2 separate regions of the Homo sapiens genome follow, and region 1 is linked to region 2. Evidence: chromatin loops called from intact Hi-C (ENCODE). Cell type or tissue: HepG2. All regions are shown on one strand. Links, peaks and the distances in the headings refer to the core of each region. The heading gives the core; the rest is flanking DNA.

Region 1 (4,510 bases), core at 229-4,228, 61 kb before region 2:
CAAGGGAAATTTCTAGCATGAAAAACTTCTATTCGAAAGACAAAATCAGCTGTGTGGTCCCCTCTCAGGGCACGTCACGTGGTGACGCGGCACGTCTGCCCCCAGGTACATCGAGTACATGTGTGACATGGTGGCGGAGGAGCCCATCACACCCCACAGCAAGCCCATCCTGGTGAGGGCCGTGGTCATGACACCCGTGCCGCTGTTCAGCAAGCAGAGGAGCGGCTGCAGGCCCTTCTGCGAGGTCTACGTGGGGGACGAGCGTGTGGCCAGCACCTCCCAGGAGTACGACAAGATGCGGTGAGTGCAGCTGCAGCCCCACGCTGTGCTCCCTCCTCCTCACCCCTCCGGAAAACCGTTAAAGAGGAACCCTGGCCTTGCCGGGGACAGGCGCTTGCTGAGGCGGACGTGTTTGGAACTGTGGCGTCTGTGGCAGGTCACTTGGGATCCTGGTCAGCAGCAGGAGGTCACAGGGATCCGAGTGTCCAGGAGACTTGAGAATGGGATCCTGGTCAGCAGCAGGAGGTCACAGGGATCCGAGTGCCCAGGAGACTTTAGAATTCTTGTGAGGCTCTTCATGGGGGTTATTCTTTATTGGTTATTACACATTTTAGCTAAGTGGACAATTTCTCATTCTGTTTTTTGTTGTTTTTGTTTGGTTGGTTTTGGGGGTTTTTAAAATTTTTCTCTTGTCATTCTGTCCTTAGGGACTTTAAGATTGAAGATGGCAAAGCGGTGATTCCCCTGGGCGTCACGGTGCAAGGAGACGTGCTCATCGTCATCTATCACGCCCGGTCCACTCTGGGCGGCCGGCTGCAGGCCAAGGTGAGAGAGCCTGTGGCTTGCCCGGTGCTCCCCACTCACGCCTAGGCTCATGGGGGGCTGGGGGCCACAGTGCGCTCACTTCTCACCGAGGGTCCAGGGTGCTCGCTGTTTGGTGAGTGCCGTGGGCTCTCATGTGGCGACTGCCCCACAGCGCCCCCTGCTTGCCCCGTGCACTTGACGCGGCAGGATCTCAACCTGAAAAGCCTGGCGTTTCCATCGAGACTGAGTTTGAGGGTCCACTTGGGGCAGCCCCCACGGCAGTCCCGTGAAGCAGCTTGTGGGCCCATGCGTTCTCCTCAGGGTTACCTGCCACACACAGACCCTCTCCCGCTTCCCCCACAACATGTGGCACGGGGGCGCCGTCCATGCCTCCAGCACCATGAGCCGCTCTCAGATCTCGCCCATTGGGAAAAATTGGCCTGTGGCCCCAGGATCTGGATTCACCCTCCACGTGGGGTGTCGTGTTTGCTCTCTTTGCAGATGGCATCCATGAAGATGTTCCAGATTCAGTTCCACACGGGGTTTGTGCCTCGGAACGCCACCACTGTGAAATTTGCCAAGTACGTTGGTACCGCTTGTGCTCGGTGGGGAGGGACAGGTGCCCTGTGCCGCAGCACCTGCATGTGGGCCGGTCGTGGGAGCCCCAGGGGGAGTGGCGGGCTGTGTGACTGCTGCTTGGTGGCTCTGGGCCTGTTCCTGGGCCATCCTGGAGCTGCGCGTGTGTAGGCTGCTGGGGTGGACCCGGTGGCTGCTGCTCTGCCCCCCCGTTGGTGTGTGTGTCTGTTAGAATTTAGCCCTCACACCCGGGCGTGGCGTAAGCAGGTGAGCGGGTGGCGGCTGCATCTTAGCAAACGTTCCTGAGCCTGCTGTGTGCAGAGTGCCCTGCCAGGCGGAGGCTGGAGATGATGCGGGGCAGTCCTGTCTGGAAGCTCACACTCTGTTGTTAGCTCCCTCTGTAAACAAGCGCAGCCACGGGATGGCCCCCACCCCTGCCATGCCCAGCACCTGTTAGCTCTCTGTCCTCTTGACGTTGGTGCCCAACAGCGCATACCCTGCCCTCTGCAGGCTCAGGTGCAGATGCGGTGAGCAGCAGAGCAGGCTCTCACACCCGGGCGTCCTGATTCTAACTGGAGGTCTGTCTTTTTTTTTGAGACAGAGTCTCGCTCTAACGCCCAGGCCGGAGTGCAATGGCGCAATCTCGGCTCACTGCAACTCCACCCACCAGGCTCAAGCGATTCTCTCGCCTCAGCCTCCTGAGTAGCTGGGATTACAGATCTGCACCACCACGCATGGCTAAGTTTTGTATTTTTAGTAGAGATGGGTTTCACTATGTTGGCCAGGCTGGTCTTGAATTCCTGACCTCAAGTGATCCACCTGCCTCGGCCTCCCATTTAACTGGAGATCTTTCTACTCAATCACAGGCAGGCTTATCTGCCAAGACACAGTGGAACAAACATTGTTCCAGGAGTCAGAGGGGGCACCCACGGGGGCTCCCAAGACAGAGGCTGTGGCTGCAGGGCCTGCTGTGTTCCAGGCTCTGTGCTCTTGGTTCCTACCCAGTAAACAAAGGGAAGCCTTGGGCCAGCCCCACGGGGATGCTGGCGGACTCTGCACCTTGGGAGGGGTGCTGGCCTGGCCTGGGTGAGCTCAGGAAGAGCTGGCGCCTGCTGCTGTCAGGGACGGCCTGCACCGGGAGACCGGGGTGTCTTCTTGTGTTTTTCTGTCTCTGTGATTCTTTTTTTACATCTCTTGTCTTTGTTGTGTCTTACGCTTTTCTTTTTTTAACTCACATATTCGCAACTTTAATAATTTTGTTTCTTTTTTCCTCCTTTGGAGGAAGAAAAACACCCAGTGCTCTTAGAGTTTTCAGCCACGGTGGAGGCGGTGCTTAAAATAGTGTTTTAAAGACCAAGGTACTGATGATGAAGAGGAAAATGTCGGTGAAGGACCTGTCGGGGACTTAAATGCTGGAGGCAGGAGGCAGGGACTTTGGTAACTGATTGATTATTCAAGAAAGTCGGGGGAATGATGGGAATTTCACCAGAGATCTGGAACATAAAAAGGAGACAGATGTGAATTCTAGAACTGAAAAATATTACAGCCGAAATGAAGGCTTCAGTACATGATTAACAGTGGAATAGGCACAGCAGAACAGACTCTGAATTGGTAGAAAAGATCTTCTGACAGCAGCGCAGAGAAGAAAGGATGGAAGAAGACACGTACAGAGAGGGTCACGAGAGAGACTGTGGCACTGCAGGGGCCTGGCATGCTTTTACTTGAAGTTCTAGGAGAAGAGAGAGAGTGGAACAGAAATAATACTTGAAAAATCATTGGCCAAAAATTTTCCTAAACTGATGGAGGACGTCAGAACCACGAAATCAAGCTCTGCAGACGCCAAAGAGGATACTTTTTTTTTTTTTAACAAAAAGAAGAAAAGAGGTTCAGTACCTCAGAGCATCCTGGTTGAATTGCTGGAACCCGAAGAGAACAATCTCCAGCCCGAGGACAGGACGGGGTGGGAATGCATGACCTGCAGAGTGACACCCGAAGGCAGCTGAGGCGCGCCGTCTCTAAAGTGCTGAGAGAAAAATACGGGAATTCTATATCCAGTGAAATTATCCTTGAAATATGAAAGCCAGTTAAGGATGTCTTCAGCCAAGCAAAGGATGAGAGAGTTGATTGTTGGCAGAACTGCTCCATTTCAGCAAGTATCCAAGGCAAGCCTGCAAAGCCTGCAGCCTAGGGAAGGAAGGGCAGGGAGGCTGGAATGCATGACTCTGTGGTGAAATGACACCAGCACCAGCTGCTTAAAACACCAATACTAACGTCCTGTGGGTTTTAAAACCTGTTTGGTAGTAACATATCTGACAGCAGGAGCACCAGCGCGTGCGCACACACAGACAGCAGGAGCACCAACACACGTGTGCATGTACACACACACAAGCACCAGCGCGCACACACACACACAGCCGAGGAGGGGATTAACCGAGTGAATGTGTTTCAGGAGCTCCATCACCAGGAAGCAGAGAATGTACCAATCCCTAGGGCAGATTAAAGATGCAATCAAGAAGAAAAATGGAACAAAAAATATGTGATGAATTCGCCAGAACAACGTAGAGATAAACAAACAAACCCAGGTGGGATATAGATAGAAAACAGCCAGCTGGTAGACCGACGCCCTGCTGTGCCTGTCAGTCATCCCATTGAAGGTGGATAGAAGACACACTCCAGTTAATCGGGCTGGATTAAAAACCAAGCTCACACAAAACTCAAGTCTATACTGCTTACAGGAGCCATACTTCAAAACCCTTGCACACGAAGACCTAGCAAGGCTGAAGTGGAATAATTGGAAATTGCTTACCATGCAGACCATAACAGGAAGAAGGCTGGTGTCACTGTCCATATCAGGTGGGATAGACCAAGGCAGGAGGTGACGGGTGACGTTGCAGGGGCGAGGGCAGTGACATGGCTTCAGTACAGGCAGCACAAAGGGCAGAAGGAGGGGTGAAGTTGACAGGCCCACGCTGATGGCCGCCTCTCTCCCCAGGCAGTGGAACAGGTAGACAAGAACAGGATATAGTTTTTTTTTTTTTACAAGGTTTAACCAACTTGACCTGAGTTTTGCAAACTTCAGCGAATACTTGGAGAAATGGCATCTGTTCAAGTGGGCGTTTATTAAAGTGGA
Region 2 (4,239 bases), core at 1-4,000:
AGGCAGGTGGATCACGAGGTCAGGAGTTCAAGACCAGCCTGGCCAACATGGTGAAACCCTGTTCTCTACTAAAAACACAAAAGTTAGCCGGGTGTGGTGGTGGGCGCCTGTAATCCCAGCTACTCTGGAGACTGAGGCAGGAGAATTGCTTGAACCCGGGAGGCGGAAGTTGCAGTGAGCCGAGACTGCACCACTGCACTCCAGCCTGGGTGACAGAGTGAGACTCTGTCTCAAAAAAAAAAAAAAAAAAAAAAATTTCACGGAGAATGCCTTCAGATCCACTTGTAAATTTAAGAGACACTGCAAAGTTGCTAGTGCTGTTGATTTATTAGGACTAGTGAGTGCAGTCAGTGAGCTGAGGTCTCAGGCTGGTGAGAAAAACCAGCCTCCAAGGTGAATATAACTTAAATAGCTCAACATAAACATTGTAACAAATATAATTTCCCTTAACAGGCGTTTATATTCTCAAGGACAGACAACAAAAGATCTTTGAATGGGTGGATAGTTCAGGGAAGTTTTTGTTTATTTTGCAGACATTTAGACAGAAAGTCAACTTTTTGATGATGAGATATGGAATCAGTAGAGACCTAAGTCCAAGTTACAGAGTTGGAAGTGGTGTGTAAATGTCTGCAACTTCCCCACCCGTTGTAACAAGAGCCTGGGCAGAAGCCAGGTTTGCAGTGGCAAACACTGTATCAACAGCCTCTCACGGTGCTTCTCCAAGTGCCGCTGAGATTTATGACCTGTGAAACCTGTTACAATTGCAGCTGAGACTGAACAAGATACTGTGGAACTTACAATAACGGACTTCTTAAGCTGCCCCACTCAGAGGTGTGTGTCTTATGTTTCTGAGTAAGTGCCACACGGGGTCATCTCAGATGCCACGTGTTAACCTCCTGTAAGGGCTCCAGAGCATTCGGTGCTTACAAACCTGCCCCCATGCCCCTCCGTGGCTGTATGTAAATACTGCTTAGCGCTGAGCCCTGCAGTGCACTGCGATTACACTTCTTATAAAGTCTTTTCTTTGTTCTGTAGTTCTTTTTTTTTTTTTTTTTTTTGAGACGGAGTCTTGCTCTGTCACCCAGGCTGGAGTGCGGTGGCACAATCTCGGCTCACTGAAAGCTCCACCTCCTGGGTTCAAGCAATTCTCCTGCCTCGGCCTCTCGAGTAGCTGGGATTACAGGCACCTGCCACCATGACTGGCTAATTTTTGTATTTTTAGTAGAGACGGGGTTTCACCATGTTGGCCAGGCTAGTCTTGAACTCCTGACCTCAGATGATCCACCCGCCTCAGCCTCCCAAAGTGCTGGGATTACAGGCGTGAGCCACCACGCCTGACCCCTTATTTTTATCTTCTAACACTTCAACTGAATTTTTAATTTCTGCATTTATATTTTTAATTTCCAAGAGCTCTTTTCTGTTTTCTAAATGTTCGTTCTCTTTACAAGTTTTCCTCTGTTCTCTGTGTTGTCTCTGAGCTCTGTTTTGGGAGCCCCCAGATAAACTGGGGTTCCAGTGTGTGAGAGCTGGCAGTCTTGCCCTAATGGGAAATGAATGGGGCTAGACCTGGTGCCTTTCATGGAATCCTTCTTTCACCTGGTGGACGGCTTGAACGCTAGTTACCCGACCCATGGCCGGGGCCCCTCACACACGACACTTGTTCATACTGGCAGATGCCCGGTGGTTTGTGTCTGCTCCATGTACAGGCTCTGCCTGCCTGGCCATCACTCTGGCACAGGGACTCCAACCTTGTGTTCCTCCCGGACTCCTGGGGAAAACCTGGCCTGGGGTAGCCCCTGGTTCTTCAGATTTAAGGCACAGATTTAATCCACCACTGCAATAGGAAACAAGTTCGAAGATTTTTGCTACAGATCCTGGCAGAGAGGATGCTGTGAGTCGCGGGGGCCATCCTCCATCTCCGGGTCGCATGAGGCAGGAATGAAGAGTCAGGGAGAGGGCCGGGCGTGGTGGCTCATGCCTGAAATCCCAACACTGTGGGAGGCCAAGGCAGGTGAATCACCTGAGGTCAGGAGTTCAAGATCAGCCTGGCCAACATGGTGAAACCCGGTCTCCACTAAAAATACAAAAATTAGCTGGGCGTGGTGGCAGGCACCTGTAGTCCAAGCTGCTCAGGAGGGTGAGGCAGGAGAATCACTTGAACCCAGGAGGCAGAGGTTGCAGTGAGCTGAGATTGCGCTACTGCACTCCAGCCTGGCAACAGAGCGAGACTCCGTCTTAAAAAAAAAAAATCAGGCAGAGTGGGGACAGCTAGCATGATTATAAGAGGAAGTGGAGTGTGGGTCCCTTGTATTTGCAGGCAGATACCTGTATGGTCCTTTCAGAGCAAGTGGTGGGAAAAGCAGGGGTTCCACCTGCTGGACGGGAGAGAGGCCTCTGAGTTCACATGTCTGGCCGCCGGCTTGGGTCGCCCAGGTGTGGCTCTGCCTCCGATGCCCAGGCAGTGGTCTTTGCTGTGTCATTTTGTTACAAGCTCCTTTTCCGTCCATTTAGCTTGCAGCTTTCTTTGTGTCAGAGACTTTCCCTGGATGCACATTTATGTTTCAGCGAGTCAGGAAAAGCTGTTGGAAGTCTTCTGTGTGTGTGTGGGAATTCTGGGCTTACCTGTAGGGCAAACGTGGCGAGCTGGCTTTTATGCTTGGGAATCCGCACAGGTCAGGCCCTTTAGGTCTTTTGGGGAGTGTGGCTCCATCTCCCCAGAAATGGATTCTGTGTGGCTGGATGGTGGATCTATGAGCAGGGCAGTGGACTGGGCTTGAGTGAGGGCTCTGTAGGGTGCAGATATTCCATGAACTCTCTGTTTTCAAGGAATCACTTCTGCCCTTTAGGATTGGTGCCTGAGGATTGGTCTGAGTCTGGGGGTCTCTGGTTCAGTTTCTCCAAGGAAATGATTTCTTGATATCTCATTGCCACGTGGGTGGTGGGCCCAGTGCCCTTTATACAGACCTTTCACCATCCCTCATGTCTGCCCCACTCGCCTGACAGCAGGGCCTCCAGTCCCAGAGTCTTCCTGGGGTTCTGCCCGGCTGGTCAGCTTCTCAGCAGCATCTCCCTCTGCAGAGCCCATCCGTGCACCTGCTTTCCATCGTCCCCAATCTGATACCGATTTACCTGGCCTCTCCTCTCTTGTTGTGTTATTCTTGTGAAATTATACTATTCACTTTCTCTTTTTTTTTTTTTTTTTTTGAGACAGAGTCTAGCTCAGCCACCCAGGCAGGAGTGCAGTGGTACAATCTTGGCTCACTGCAACCTCCGGCTCCCAGGTTCAAGCAATTCTCCTGCCTCACCCTCCCAAGTAGCTGGGACTACAGGCATCTGCCACCACACCCAGCTAATTTTTGCATTTTTAGTAGAGACGGGGTTTCACCATGTTGGCCAGGCTGGTCTTGATCTCTTAACCTCATGATCTGCCTGCCTCGGCCTCCCAAAGTCCTGGGATTACAGGTGTGAGCCACCGCTCCCAGCCTGTTCAGTTTCTTTACTCCCATCTTAGTGGGGTTGTGGAAAGGCACGTCAATAAGCATATATGTTCAATCCATCATGTTTAAACAAAACTCAGTACACTATCATTTGTAAGGGTGCCTGGCATTAGGACGGCCAGCGTTAGGACATTAGGATAGCCAGCATTAGAGCAGGCAGCGTTAGGACACCGGGCGTTAGCATTAGGATGCTCAGTGTTAGGACACCCAGCGTTAGGACACGCAGCGTTAGGATGCCCAGCATTAGGAACGTGCTGGGATTACAGGCGTGAGCCACCGTGCCTGGCCCCTAAGTATATTCTTGAGTTTTGCTCTTGATATGGTCAAGTCACTTAGAAAGAGTTTGGTCCTTTCCTCTCTTATTTTGGAACTTTGCTAGGTGGGATTCGAGCGGTATTCTGTCTGAAGATAATTTCCCCACACTCAAGCCCATACCCTTTTTATTACTCTGATGGACGCCCTTTGATTTATGACTTTTTCTTCTCTGTCTGTTGGGAACACTCTCATTAAAAAGCAGAATTGTCAGATTGGATAAAAAATCAAGATCCAGTTCTGTGCTACATACAAGAAACCCACTTTAAATATAAAAAGACTCTGCTGGGTGCGGTGGCTCCTGCCTGTAATCCCAGCACTTTGGGAGGCTGAGGCAACTGAATCACCTGAGGTGAGGAGATCAAGACCATCCTGGACAACATGGTGATACCCCTGTCTCTACTAAAAATACAAAAATTTAGCGGGGCGT

Evidence for each region. A loop is a pair of places that touch in the nucleus more often than their neighbours do. Peaks named below come from ENCODE experiments on the same cell type or tissue, not always from the same donor. Only the 100,000 strongest peaks of a DNase experiment are listed, where the experiment ranks them.
Region 1: a loop joins it to region 2, with 11 times the contacts of the local background. A loop is called at or near these places in 1 of 110 quality-filtered maps.

Annotation. Positions count from the first base shown.
Region 1 is chr4:873,405-877,914 of GRCh38, reverse strand. It overlaps GAK (cyclin G associated kinase), which reads left to right. Exons shown (of 28, transcript NM_005255.4): 16 at 106-300; 17 at 708-825; 18 at 1,306-1,385. It also overlaps LOC105374341. Among named protein-coding and RNA genes, the nearest start is that of CPLX1, 50 kb to the right of the region's middle. In HepG2, for the core only: no CTCF peak of the experiment used is centred there; DNase peaks (open chromatin) are centred at 1,954 and 2,424.
Region 2 is chr4:812,230-816,468 of GRCh38, reverse strand. All of the region lies in intron 2 of CPLX1 (complexin 1), which reads left to right. Among named protein-coding and RNA genes, the nearest start is that of CPLX1, 12 kb to the left of the region's middle. In HepG2, for the core only: a CTCF peak has its summit at 2,354 (motif pointing left); DNase peaks (open chromatin) are centred at 568 and 2,368; H3K4me3 peaks cover 346 bases; H3K27me3 peaks cover 2,157 bases.